3 separate regions of the Mus musculus genome follow, and regions 2 and 3 are each linked to region 1. Evidence: chromatin loops called from intact Hi-C (ENCODE). Cell type or tissue: left cerebral cortex. All regions are shown on one strand. Links, peaks and the distances in the headings refer to the core of each region. The heading gives the core; the rest is flanking DNA.

Region 1 (4,681 bases), core at 699-3,198:
GATGTTTCCCTCTGTAAACGAGAAGCCCCCACACCCACTCTCCCTGCTAAGTACCAGATATTTGTTAAACAAAGTGTCAGGCCATTAATTATCAATTGGTTTTAGTGAATTTAAACAACAGATTCTTTGTCTACCTTCCCAGCCAGAGACAACGTGAACTTTGTTCACATAAGCACATTCATATTTAATGAGGGAGAGGAAAAGGGAGAAAGGAGAGTGACAGAGTTGGAGACTTCATCTAAGTATTTCATTAAAGACATCTACATTGAAGCGTCTCTTTTAATTAATAAAAACTTATATTCTTTGCCAAGAGTCTGCCATCCTGAAATTCCTGAGACCTATTTATTTATGTATTTATTTATTCAGAGATCAGGGGCTGGGCACTGTAATCAGAGACAAAACCACGGTAGATCCCCAAGGGCACTAACATTACCCAAATAAAATCCCTGTCATAGGATTGAGAACGATGGGGAGGACCTATTGGAGGGCACCCAGCACTGCAATTCCATGTTTAGCAAAGATGAAATCCATTCAGAAACAAGCCAAGCAGAAAGCCAAGTGAAGAAACCCTTACAGCAATCTGCTGTGAGTTAGCAAAGCGCCACAGCTCAAATCTAGGCAGTTCTCCTCTTCTGTGTGTCCTGTAGACTTTGGGTGTCAGTGGAAAGGCTTATGTTAGAGGACAATTACCAGCCAGAGTAGAAGAGTAAAGTTAGCCGTTTTGTTTCAGTTATTATGAGCCTTGACTCCCCCCCCCAGCCCCCCCGAGACGCACAAAGCCTAAGTAAGCTAAGGAAGCAAACTTACAAGAATGCCCCCTCCCCAGCTCTCTAGAAGTTATTTCTAAACAACCCATGGGAGTGGAGCTGAAAAGCAAGTGCAAGCAGGAGTTACCTGGTTGATGGAAAAGACCGCTAGCCTGGGTATGAGTACTTGAAGGGTGACTTGCAGCAAAGATGTGCCCAGGCCGGCCAAGATGGCCCAGGTGAGAGGCAGGGGAAGCATGCTGTAGGTGGCGAAGAGTGTAAAAAGCACGTAGCCTATGCCGTCGCCCAGAAGCCCATAGCCCAGGCCTGCTGCCAGAATCTGGGTGGTCATAGCCACCCAAGTGACCACGCCGCTGTATTGCAGGTAAGTGTGGGAGGTGTTGTCCTTCCTGACCACCACGAGGGCGCAGATCACCACCTCGATGCCAGTGAAAAAGCCTAGCAGGATGCCCTTGAGAGGGTCCATTGGAGCCGAGGCCAGGCTCAAGTGCAGGACTAAAAGGGTGAGTTTGGTTAGTACATCCAACACGTTCATCACTACCTCCGATTTGCGCCTCTGGCCCAGGAAATAGCGTTGGTAGAGGCGCTCCAGATCCCGAGACTTGAAGGAGTTGCGTAGGGTTGGAAAAATGACCCCTCGGTAGCTGTATCCTCCATTGAGGAAGAAATCCGAGTTACTTGGGGCACAGTCAAGGTGTAGGAAGCCCAAGTCGCCCCCGCCCCCGCTGCCACTGGCACTGCCGCTCCCGCTGCGTTCCGGAAAGACTTTGGTGCCACCGGTGTTGTGCGCTCGCTCTCCGGGGCCCAGAGAATAGAGAGGCAGCACCGAGTCGCTAGACAGCTGCGGCGCGTGGTGATTGGGTCCACTGCCCGCAGGGTTCGAGGCTTTGCGGGAGACCCCGCCGCCGCCGCCGCCTCGGTGCCCGTGGATGAAGCGCTGCTCCGTGATGTGCCGCACCGCCGTCTGCCACAGCAGCCGCTGCGGCCGAGAGCCGCTCCCGTCGTCGCCGGCCGGGGGCGTCGGTTGGATGGTGTAGAGTTCCTCGCTGCCACTAAGGCAGTGCACATCCGAGAGCTCCATGGCTTGGGTCCGCGGGGAGGGAGGCACAGACACTGGTTGTGTCAGTTGGTGATAGGGGTTCCTAAAGACCCAAAGGCCGCTTGGCAGCGATCCCTTCTTTCCTAAGCTGTTCGACTGCAGGAGCCCTGAGCAGGGCCCCCACAGGTCAAGTCATAGTGAGCCCAGGAGCAAGGTGTTCCTGGTAGAATGCAGCGGACCCCTGTGTACTGGCAAGCCACCTTCCCGCCAATCAGCTCAGCTTGGATACGCAGTGAAAGTGGTGGCTGTTTGTCCGCGAAATCCTCAGCGCTCTGAGCCACGCTGTCCCTTTCTGCGCTCCAGCCCCCTGGCTGTCTCTAAGCTCAGCGTCTTGGCGCAGTCTTCCTTCTCCAAGAGGCGCCTGGGCGCCGCGCTTCTGCTGCGCGTCGGGCGGGTCCTGGCTGCGGCACTGGACTCTGGACGCCCACGTCTCGGCGGCTGCAGAAAGGCTGGCCAAGGGTAACCGATGGCTAGGATGGGTGCTAAGTTAGCAGCTGTGGCGGCAATCATCGCCCTTCGGATAACTCCATTGCGCCGGCATGGGGAGCCGGGGCGGAGCTGGAGGCGGGCGCGATGAGGCAGGAGGTGTGGGTGATGGTGAGGCGGCAGGGCGCCCCGCGGGAGGGCAGGAGAAAGGTGGTAGCCTTAGCACTAACAAGTCACCAAACAGTTAATTTGGAGGTGTGCTGAATGAAGCTCTCTCTTCGGTTCCTTCCTCATTGTGGCCACTTCCAGAGCAAATACTGGCAGCGCGGGTTCTGGACTGATGCATTCCTCAAGGAAGATCGTGGCGCTGCTAGCCCCAGGGTCCCAGCCTCCGCTACAGGACTAAGTCACCGCTGCTAGTAGCGATTCTGATGGGTCGCAGCACACAATTCCCATTCCCTTCACTTCGCTCTTTGGAGTCCATTGGGCCTGCCAGACCCCAGGGGGTGTGAGGAAAGCACAAGTGGGAAGGGTAATAAAGCCAACAGCTGAGTTCGAAGAGAAGCCACAGGAGCGGATTCCTGAGCCTGAGAAACGAGCCTTGGCGGGTGAGGCGGCAGGCGAAAGGTTTGAGCGAGAAGAGGCTCCAGGCCGAGTGGAAGTCGATGAGACGCCTCCGGATCCAGGGAAGCGCGGGGCTACTTGGGCGCTCGGAACCGCGCAGCGGGACCGGAGCCTGGGAGGAATTTGGAGACCTGTCAGAGCGGTCAGACACCCGCGGCGACTTAAACCCGCCCCCGCGCCAAACCACGCCCCCGGAACCCAGGATGGGGGTGGGGGAGGGGTGGGGGCTGGGACACGGAGGCACCCAGATCTGCACAGGACGCCCCAGGTCTTGAAGGGCCGCACCGGTGGGTCGAGCGAGCGCGGGCTGCTGGAGCCCCGAGCCTGGCAGCTCTGCGGTGGAGCGCTCCAGCTGGCCGCGCCCGCTGGTTCCTCCGCGGTTCTTTTTTAAGCACTGGCTCCTGCCCTTGGCAGGTGCAGAGCCAGGATCGTAGGCCGCTTTGCCCACGAACTCTTTGAGACCAGAGACGCGCACTAGAGGGGCTCATTTCCGCCCTCCCCACTCGAGAGCGATGTAGTGTGTGTGTGTGTGTGTGTGTGTGTGTGTGTGTGTGTGTGTGTATTTAATGCCAACTTTCAGATTAAAACTAAAATCCTCTCAAGAAGCCACTCTCATAGCGGTGGGCAGCCTTTTACTTTTCTCTGCTCCCGGGGTCTGGGTAGTAGAGGGTATTAGGATGGGGGCGTGGTCTGCATATTTCGAATACTAAATTTGACTGGGCTGTCAAGAAAGGTGCGAAGGAGGACCTTCGGAAAGGCATTTCCAGGGGCCTCCTGGAGGCAGCATTCCTGCCTGCCTAGGTATGTTGAGGGTCGCGGTCAAAACCCAAGTTGCCCCGCAGCGGTTCTTGCATCAGCATCCAATCCAGCGGGGTCCTTGGAGTCTGGCTTTTCAGGGATCTGGTAGCAGTACCAGTCTGGAGCCCCATTCTGCAGGTGGTGGAAATCAACACCTCTGCCACAGCGACTGCGGCTGCAGCCAGTGAAGCTCGGGCCCTGAACACAGTCAGCTGATGGTCAATGACGTCAGGCTCTGGGCGCTTTCGCAACCCCGCGGCGTCCCATGAAAGCCTAAATGACCTGGCCAAGCGGTCTCCAGGACACTATTCCCAACCCCCACCCCACCCTATCTCCCCCGACCCCAACCCCGAGAAGGCGATTTTTTATGCCTTCTTCTAGTGCAAACTCCTAGCTCCTTTTGGTCCTAAGCAAAAACAGCTTTCCCTGAGGATCCAGAGCGCCCTCCTCCCATCCACACCAAACCATTCTCAGGGTTATTTGTAGCGACTGTGCCCCAGAAACCTGTGTTTTGACTCCTCTTTCCAAGTCTTATAGGTCACCTGCCTCGCATAGAGCATCCAGAAAGAACAGGGGAAAGTCCTTTAAGGTGTTATCATTCCTCACCAGCATTTCTGGAATTTGGTGCACTCAAGAGAGAAGGAACTCGATTAAACGATGGATTTTGAATAGAAAGAAAGCTGATTCTATTTTAAGTTCAGCTTGTGAACATATTAATTTGTTAACTGATCCTTAAGGGTCTGGTTGACCCTTGGGAGCTAGAAATTAAGAGCAAAGCATTAAAAACAAACAAACAAACAAACAAACAAACAAACCAAACCCAAAACACAACAAAACTAAAACCAAAAGCCAGGTTGTTATGTAGACATTAACGAAACCAATGTATACATCATCCTGAACAGTTTATTCTACTTTTAGATTCTTGGACTCAGGCTTTCCGAAACTTCTGAAACTCTAGGGTGGCTAA
Region 2 (4,681 bases), core at 1,016-3,515, 230 kb before region 1:
ATTTTGCCACAGGCCTTGGCTTTATGCTTGATCTGCAGAGCTTCCCCAGTGCTCGGATTAGTCTGACAAGCTTTTTTTTTAATACCTTTTTTGGGGGGCTGTTATTTATGTAGCATGAAATTGCCCTTCTAAAGCAAATGCTTCAGTGATTTCTGGTATGTGTTCATTGAGTTATGAAGTATTTGTTTTGAAAAGCTGTACACTCAAGGAGAGAAACAAGAGTCTTTAGCTGTCCTTCCCGGAGCTACAGCTTCAGTCCTGTATGGGAAAGTCCTTAAACAGCCATGGCTTTGTTGAAAGAGCCTCTTGACTCTGGGCAGGTTCTGAATGACTGACTGTGCTGGCAAGTTTGGTAAACTGGTGGGAAAAGCAGCAGCATTATTTTATGAACCACAAACTAAAATGCTAATTAATGCTAATGTCTTAATTGTGTAATGTGTTTCAGAGTTTTGAAATGTTTTCTGGTGATATAGATGAACTACACCAAGTAGTAAAATAAGTGTGTGGTCAATAATATTGACTGATGGCACAATTATATCACTCCCCTTCCCACAAAGGCTCAGGAAGCATTGTAAATGAGGGTAGAAGAGCCAGAGGTCAGGGAGGACAAACAGTGTCTTTTAGACATGATGGAACTGATACATTTATGGGCTCATAGGGGCAGTGATTTCCTGCGCAAGACCTATACAAGATCAAGTGAGTCAACACTTCAGCATGGAGTGAAAGTGGGTTCCCAACTCTCACCTCACCCCACAGGCTGTCGAGCTGTTGACAGACGATGACTTGTTGGGGAGGGATAGTCAGTTAGTTTCTTTAACAGGTGGCTCCTATTGTGTTGATCATATTACAGTGTATGGCTCTACACCCAAGAATATATGGACAGCTCAGATTGGAATCAGTGGGTTACAGAAAACACAACAAACAAAACAGAATATTAAGTCGGGAGTCAGACAGATCTGGGAGGAATTGGGGGAATTGAGGGAAGGGTAGGGCTGAATATAATTAAAATATTGTGTACATGTATGAAATTTGCAAAGAATTATTGAAATATAAAAGCTAAAATATTGAAATCTTATTAATATGTTCTTGGCATTAGTGTGCATATTAGTTTACACATTTGCAAAACAGGGAGCTGATATTGTGAATAAAAAGAACACACCCAGTGGGGGGCAAAAGGTCAACTTTGACTTATGTGTTGGAGGAGAGGGACATAGATGTTAAGGAAAGGTTTCAGCCCAGAAGAAAACAGAAGAGAATTTCTCAGAAGATCCCATTTCTCAGCTGTCCATTTTGAGCAATGCAGCTGCAGTGTCATTAGGACACTGTGGCCACAAGGTGGTGAGGAAAGAAGTCAATTTCAGAGAGTTTGCCATGAGGCTGTGGAAGTGTGTGTGTGTGTGTGTGTGTGTGTGTGCGTGTAGCAGGGGGTGGTGGTGTAGGGAGGCAGCAATAAGGACAAATAAAGAAGCTTAGAGAAGAGTCTGGAGAGTATGGCTAATAAGATGCTTCATTAGCATAATTTTTGGCGGGGGTGTTCCGTGATGGCTGATGGCTGGGGTAGAAGGCAAGAAGCACAGTTGTCTACACGGACTAACTATGGCAACAATTTAAAGTGCTTAAGGACATGTGGACAGGAAGGTCCAGGAGTACCCGCAGTGAAAAGAAGCAGAAGAGAAAGCATGCATACTTTCCAGAGCCAGAAGATCTGAGGTTTCTGAGGTTGTCTCATCATGGGCAGGATGACTGGAGTCGAATGATCGATCACTAAGGCAGCTTGTGACCTCAACTCCTAGCACAATAACCACGTATGCTATGTGTTCAATAAACAACAGTTCTGAGTAAGTAGATCACAGATCATATGCATCTTTTGCTCACTGAACAGCTTAGCAGAGCAGTGTGATAAAGTCGAGGTCTGATACGGGGTCTCCACGGTCCTGACCCAGGGCTCATTTCTTTTAGTGATCTTGTCTTAGAATTTGTCGTCTGTGTTCTCTTATTCGGAGACACCATCCTGACCTCCTGACAGGCTTAGGCAAAGGGAAGTTCAAATTCAGCGTTTCCCTTTCTAAGATGTGTGGTCAAGGCAAATACAGAACCGGCTTAAACCTCTGCTGTGTCAGGTGCCGAATGTTTTCTCCTTTGTAGAGTAGTATTAACTTCAGAAGAGCTGATCTAGTGCTAGGGTCTCCAGGACGCTGTTCACCAGTGCTACCACAAGATGGCAGCAAAGGAAAGCATGTGCCTGTGAAGAGGCCCTTAGGCCCAATCCTAAGGCTCTCCAGTGGGTTCAGAAAGCAGATCTGCTCTGATAGGAGTTTTCACTGTAACCTCCCCGCCCACAGGTTGCCTCCACTATTTGGTTATGCATCCTCACCGTAACGTTCTGAAGTTTATGTCGCACAGATCACACTTCCATTTGGGGTCTGTTTAGCCATCTTGGAAACCCATGACTGTCATTAAAAGAAGTCTGGTGTCTGTGAGCTCTTGTAGAGAGCAGACTGAGGGCTTCAAAGGCTGTGCGAATTTTTAGTCTGATTAAGGAAAAGGCAATAACTGTGCCTTAGTTAGGGTTTTATTGCTGTGAACAGACACCATGACCGAGGCAACTCTTTTTTTTTTTTAAATTTATTAGGTATTTTCTTCATTTACATTTCCAATGCTATCCCAAAAGTCCCCCATACCCTCCTCCCCACTCCCCTACCCACCCACTCCCACTTCTTGGCCCTGGTGTTCCCCTGTACTGAGGCATATAAAGTTTGCAAGACCAATGGGCCTCTCTTTCCAATGATGGCCGACTAGGCCATCTTCTGATACATATGCAGCTAGAGACACGAGCTCCAGGGAGGGCACTGATTAGTTCATATTGTTGTTCCATCTATAGGGTTGCAGACCCCTTTAGCTCCTTGGGTACTTTCTCTACCTCCTCCGTTGGGGGCCCTGTGATCCAGTAGCTGACTGTGAGCATCCACTTATGTGTTTGCTAGGCCCCGGTTTAGCCTCACAAGAGACAGCTATATCAGGGTCCTTTCAGAAAAATCTTGTTAGTGTATGCAATGGTGTCAGAGTTTGGAGGCTGATTATGGGATGGATCCCCGGGTATGGCAGTCTCTAGATGGTCCATCCTTTCATCTCAGCTCTAAACTTTGCCTCTGTACCTCCTTCCATGGGTGTTTTGTTCCCATTTCTAAGAAGGGGCAAAGTGTCCACACTTTGGTCTTCGTTCTTCTTGAGTTTCATGTGTTTCGAGGCAACTCTTATAAGGACAACATTTAATTGTGGCTGGCTTACAGGTTCAGAGGTTCAGTCCATTATCATCAAGGTGGGAGCATGACAGCTTCCAGACAGGTATTGTCCAGAAGGAGCTGAGAGTACTACATCTTCATCTGAAGGCTGCTAGAATACTGACTTCCAGGTAGCTAGGATGAGGGTCTTAAAGCACAAGCCCACAGTGACACACCTACTCCAACAAGGCCACACCTCCAAATAGTGCCACTCCCTGGGACAAGATATTCAAACTATGACAGACCATATTGTAGCAAAAGCACATACGGGATTTGTTGGAGGAAACAGAGAGTTAGAAGGGCATAGGTGACATTGCTCAGCAGCCCAGGGAGGAATCTCTGGGTTACAGCTTTCTGAAGGACAGTATTGGTTTGAGATCTTATTGCCACAGGCTCAGTTTCATGAGATCATCAGATACTGGGTATGATCTCGTGAAGAGCACAAGTCAAGCAGTTCCTAAATGGTTGCCCTAGTGATTGCAATATGCTTTGTGTAAGCTATTTAAAAAATGATTGGGGTATGAAAATTTAAATTTGGCATGTGTGAGTTTTCAAGTTAATGAACTCAGCCTCTAGTGAAAAAATAACCTATCCAGCAACCAGTGTGCAGAGGCTGTCTTTGGCTCACTTATAACCACTGGGAAAGCCTCTGTGTCTGAGCAGAGAGGCTGGAGAAAAGAGGCTACTCTTGTTTCGAGGCAGCCACATTTCCCTTGGATGAACAAACTTGGTATTCACAGCAGTCTCCAGCTGAACATCTGGAAGCTATTCCCTAGACTCCACACTGAGCTCTTCAGAGGTCCTCATGGTCTAGATTCCAGCTCTGGGATGTGCTAGACACCCTGACCTTTTACATTTTCCTTTGTGCAACAGGAGTAATGACCAACCTATGTGTGCTTTGTAGGAATCATGTGACATAGCTGCACGAAGGACCATTGCCATGTTTGACAAGAGGCATATGTGACCAATAACATTTCTTTCTTTCCTCCTGTGGGCTTTGGAAGTGTTTGGTGGGCAAGTGAATGAAGGGAAGGTATGCACAACTACATGGAGCATATGCTATGGTGGCTACCGAGGCTGCTTCTCATTTGATAGGGAGCCAAGGCAAGTCCTTAGCCTAGGAAAGAGGAGTGAGTTATAGGAGGCCAAATGGTACTGGACCAGGGGGTAATGAACTATGTGGTTGTGTTATTGTAGGACTGTGATGGTTTGAATATGCTTGGCTTAGGGATTAGCACTTTTAGGAGATGTCGCCTTGTTGGAGGAAATGTGTCACTATGGGGGTGGGCTTTGAGACCCTCCTTCTAGCTGTTAGGAAGCTAGTCTTCTCCTAGCAGCCTTCAGATGAAGATGTAGAACTCTCAGCTCTCCCTGCACCATGCCTGCCTGGATGCTGCCAT
Region 3 (4,681 bases), core at 1,016-3,515, 720 kb after region 1:
AAAATAGGTACAATAAAACCCAGCTCCTGTGAACATGATACTCATTCTCATGTATATAACACAGAAAAAGAGAAACTAGAGAGAGGGTATACTGCATGTGGAGTAAAGTACAAAAATACCTGTGATGAGTAGAGGGTTGTATGCAGAATGCTAAGACCTATGCCTTACAGGCACAAAGAATATATTTCAGGAAGGGTCTGAAAAACAAGTGAAATAGATAGGACAAGTCCAGATGCTAGACAGCTTCCAAAGCATTCATAGAGGTTTCCAGATTCAAAGAAATAGTGTCCCAGGTACCCATTTAGAACCAGTGTCGCACTGCAGTCTGTGGATGCCATGTATGTCTTTGCTACTCTTCCTGTTCCTGGGATAAAATACTCAGGCAAATGGGACTTAAGGAAAAAAGGTTTTATTTGGCTCATAGTTCTAGGATACAGTCCATCATGTTAGATAAACTATAGGAGCTGGAGCTTGACATCACACCCACAGCCAGAAGTACAGAGTAATGACTGCTTGTACTCAGCTTGCTTCCTCAGTTTTTATACAATCTAGAATCCCAGCCTAGGGAATGGTGCTACCCGAAGTGGGTATGTATTCCCATCTTATTTACCCTAATCAAGATAATCCACCACAGGCATATTTCCAGGTGATTCTAAATCTCACCAATTTGACAACTGGTACTAACCACTACAGTGTATATAATTCTAGGTGACGGTGGCAGGCACCATCCACTCTGACTAGATGATGGTAGAGAGTTCCTACAGCCTCACTGAATATCTGTTGTGCATAATATGGTGATCCAAGTAGTTTTTCCAGAGCCTAGGAGAAGTATTCATGGGGCACATTTCCTATTATCTCTGCCCAATACCACCCTTATCTCTTGCTTTACTCACCTTTTATTCCTTGCTTTAGATCTCTTCCTTGAAGACCTTTAGCGGGTCTATGAACTGGGTTTATTTACTCAATTATTTAAAACTCTTTCACTGAATGCCCAAGAGTGTGCTAAGTACACAGTAATAGCCTTCCAGCATCACATGGTCACCTACATCATAACATCTATTACATCATTTTGTGATGACATACCTACTAGCATGTCTCTTCTACTAGACTGTCAGAACCTTGAAATCAAAGTCTCTATTAAATCATGCATATGTGTCTACTTACATATGCACGTGCCTGCATTCCCAACACTAAGAAGCAGGAAGGTCATAAATTTGAGTCCAACTTGGGCAACACAGTGAATTGGAGGTTATCCTTGCTACCTAGCAAGACACTATCTAAGTGGGTCGGGGGGAGCAAGGAAAACCTGTCCTTTGGAACAAAGCCTGCAATGTAGATGTTCATTAAATGTCAGCTGTTTGGTGTAGGATAAATAAGATTAACAAGTAAATAATATATTTGCACAATCCATCCTATGAAATACATGTAGATGGCTAATAAGGAGTTGACCGAGGTAGAGGAAAACAGGTGTGGGAGCAAATTCATAGTCACTGCCATATCACCATTTTGGATGTAGATATTTCAGATTTGGTGATGTGTTGCAATGTTATTTTAAATTCTTTAGGTGTTCTAATGGACAAAGGGTCTTGTTTCTACATATAAGGCAACCCCCAGTCTCACAGCAGAAGTTCTCAGAGGGACCCAGTAGAAAATAGACTATGATTAAGTCTGATTATTAAAATATAAAAATGATGGGGGGAGGGAGAATGAGGCCTTTTGGATATGAGAAACTAGTCCCATATTCATTACCCACCAGTTGTTGTCATATCTGTCTAATTCCCTTACCAGCAGAAGAACAGCAGCAGAATGTGGCAAATATGTGTGATATAAAGACTGAATGAAGTCATAACTGAGAGGGCTCTGCTTGGTGCCTGGTTCATAGTAAGTCCTCGATTCATGATGGCTTTAATGTCAAAGAGAAAACGTGAGATACAAGGCAGGAAGAGAGGAAGTAGCAGAGGAACACTGATTGAGGCTAGGGAGCTGTGTGGGCTGAATAATATTCTCTATATCCATGGGCCTTGCACATGCTGGTCACGGAAAAAAAAAAACAGTTCAACATGTATTAATCTTTCTCTTCTGCCTAGTATAACTTACAAGATGTCAATCCTGAGGCTGAGGTCTCCAGAGCAAAGAGACAAACGCTGAAGTTCTGAGACAGAAACAAGGGCACCACCTACTGCCCAGAATAAACATTGCCCTTGCTTGCCTCCTGCAAGCTAATCCTTTGCAATACATCTGAATTGGCACTAGGGCCATGAGCAGGTGTGGAAAAGGTCACTAGCAGGAAGATGCCTTGCAGAACATCCCCCTCTAAAACACTCTCCTCCTTCTCTCCCTCTCCCTACGCATCCTAGATGGCAACTAATGGTGCTGATTGTTCGGCAGATTCAATTGCCTCTGCACACTTGTACTCTGCAGATTAAGAGCTCGAGATGGGAGTTACAGAAATTGGCTCACAGATGATCGAGCTCTGCTTCCAGTCCCCTCTCCATCTGCTTGCCTAGCCCTGTCCTTGCACAGTGTGATTGATAGGCATCCTGGGTTGCTCTCCCTTCTGGGGTTGCACTACCTAGCTCCTACCATCCCTTTTTTCTGGTGCAATTCCATTTTTTTCTTTTGTATTCTCATTCCATTTTTACCTTTTTTTTCCTTTTAAACCAATGTTCAGTGCCATAGTATGAGCACCAGGATCCAAGGAAGGCTTAGTATTTGCTACTGTCTGAAACCCCTCATTCTTGCTTGTGAGATAACTCATGTCTACTCATTTTGAGAGATTCATCACAGAGTTATACCTCCTAAGAATGACTCTTCAGTCATCCCACACCCTATATAGGTTCAGGACTCCCTTACTTTTGCATGTTTCTGCTTTGGAATTGTTCATGTCCATTGTTCATCCATAGGCTGTGGTCTCTGGAACTCTCCTGGGATATCTGTATTATTTATCCTTTTATATGGCATAAAACTACCACCATTACTGTTGGCAGTGTAATAGAATTGATCCGTTTATTACATCATTGATAAGCCAGTGCATTAGTAGAGCAGCCTATTGTAATCATGACTCTGACACTCACTAGTGGGTGCGTGACTTCTGGCCAGTCTCTGTATATGTGATGAATATTCCTCCTCAGAAAAATCGAAGTACACACATATGTTTCTAGAGACACAGAGAGATGAATAAAACAAAGCAGATGCTGTCCTAAGGTGACCTAAGGCTTAATGTGACAGGAGACATAAAATAAATAAGGAGTGGATTACAACACAGGATGATTTCTGAAGCATAGAGTATGAACTTCTATATCAATCTGGATTGTGGATTTGACAAATAAACATGCAAAATGACAGCAATGAGTGGGTGTAAGACAATAAGAGCAAGGTAGGAGGCACTAGAATAGTTATTGTGTGAGGAAGGGTGGTCCAAAAATGCTCTGCCATTGGTAAATAAGAGAAAAGGCCACCCTGACCTGTTACATGGGTTAGCAGTCCTACTGTAGGAAGATGTAATCTTCCTGCACAATTTCTCTTGTATTTGCTTTCCTGGGAAGAGAATATACAAGGTCCCTGCCAAGTGCACACACTATATCTTGAAGCAGCTTCGACCTTCTACATTTGACATCTTTCTGCATGCTCACTGAGCTGAGTACCTAATCAGATACTTGTAGTTCTTCTCTCTCTCTCTCTCTCTCTCTCTCTCTCTCTCTCTCTCTCACTTGACTGGAGAGATTGACAAATATGTTTCTTGCTTCTTCTCTTCTGACCTCTATGATCATCACTTTAGAACCTGAAGATAATTTCCGTATAACAGAGGGTGATCCAAGAGCAGCGGGAGCCAGTGATAAAGAGACATCATCAAATTCCCATTGTAATTTTGAAAAGGTCATTCCAGCTGCAGCATGAGCAGCGTGTTGGAGGGAACAAGCTGAACAGAGGAAACTGTTAAAAATGCTGTTGCATGAAGCCAGTGCGTGACAACAGTGGCCTACACTCAAGTAACAACAGTGAGTATAGGCAGAAATAGGGTGGCAGAGTCAATTGATCTTAGCAACTAATTAGTGTGGGTCCCTGTGGAAGAGGGAGGGTTCTTCAGCTTAAGTTCTGGCTGTCGCGTTGGCAACTAGAGTTTGCTGATGCCATTGTCTGTTACAGACAAAAGGAGCTTAAATGGGGTAGGAAATGATGATGTGGTTTTGCCATGTCACAGCTACAATTTGTTAGAGGGCAATCAATGAGGAAATGAGGAAATCTGTGGTTTATGTAGTGGAAAACATAAAATGTGCTAGTTAAATAGGAGATGTTTTATTCCAGGACACAATTAGTATATGTTTGGGACTGATGGTGGATCCAAAAGATGCTGGAGGCATGTACTTTAGAGTATGCTAAAATTAAAGGGAATGCAATTAGCATGGGGTACGTGTGAAGTCTTGGAATGCTTGTTGGACAACGTGAAAGGTAGTTTTCCTGTGAGTGCCATAGAAAGTGTGGTTGAAAGAGTTCCTGGGGCTTCTGTTGACACCCAGGAAGGGACTTTATCGATGCTGAATCAAGTTATGCATATGAAACAAAAGAATAATGCTTAACTTGTATTCCGAAGACTGTGGTTGTCCAGAGTAAGCATTCCCAACGTGTTTATTGCTTTCTGCTACTCTTCTTGAGTTCCTGCCCATCTAACTTATGCAAAGGA

Evidence for each region. Hi-C counts contacts between places; a loop is a spot of excess contacts. Peaks named below come from ENCODE experiments on the same cell type or tissue, not always from the same donor. Only the 100,000 strongest peaks of a DNase experiment are listed, where the experiment ranks them.
Region 2: a loop joins it to region 1, with 3 times the contacts of the local background. A loop is called at or near these places in 8 of 42 quality-filtered maps.
Region 3: it touches region 1 in a loop (10-fold over the local background); 18 of 42 quality-filtered maps call a loop at or near these places.

The regions. Positions count from the first base shown.
Region 1 is chr15:64,919,258-64,923,938 of GRCm38, forward strand. It overlaps Adcy8 (adenylate cyclase 8), which reads right to left and starts at 3,039. Exons shown (of 18, transcript NM_009623.2): 1 at 895-3,039. The coding sequence starts at 1,848. In left cerebral cortex, for the core only: a CTCF peak has its summit at 1,796; DNase peaks (open chromatin) are centred at 1,042, 1,538, 1,789, 2,419 and 1 more place; H3K4me3 peaks cover 2,500 bases; H3K27ac peaks cover 2,352 bases.
Region 2 is chr15:64,685,173-64,689,853 of GRCm38, forward strand. No RefSeq gene overlaps it. Among named protein-coding and RNA genes, the nearest start is that of Gm30691, 57 kb to the left of the region's middle. In left cerebral cortex, for the core only: a CTCF peak has its summit at 2,214 (motif pointing right); a DNase peak (open chromatin) is centred at 2,221.
Region 3 is chr15:65,635,515-65,640,195 of GRCm38, forward strand. No RefSeq gene overlaps it. Among named protein-coding and RNA genes, the nearest start is that of Gm23907, 57 kb to the right of the region's middle. In left cerebral cortex, for the core only: CTCF peaks have their summits at 2,210 (motif pointing left) and 2,422; a DNase peak (open chromatin) is centred at 2,186.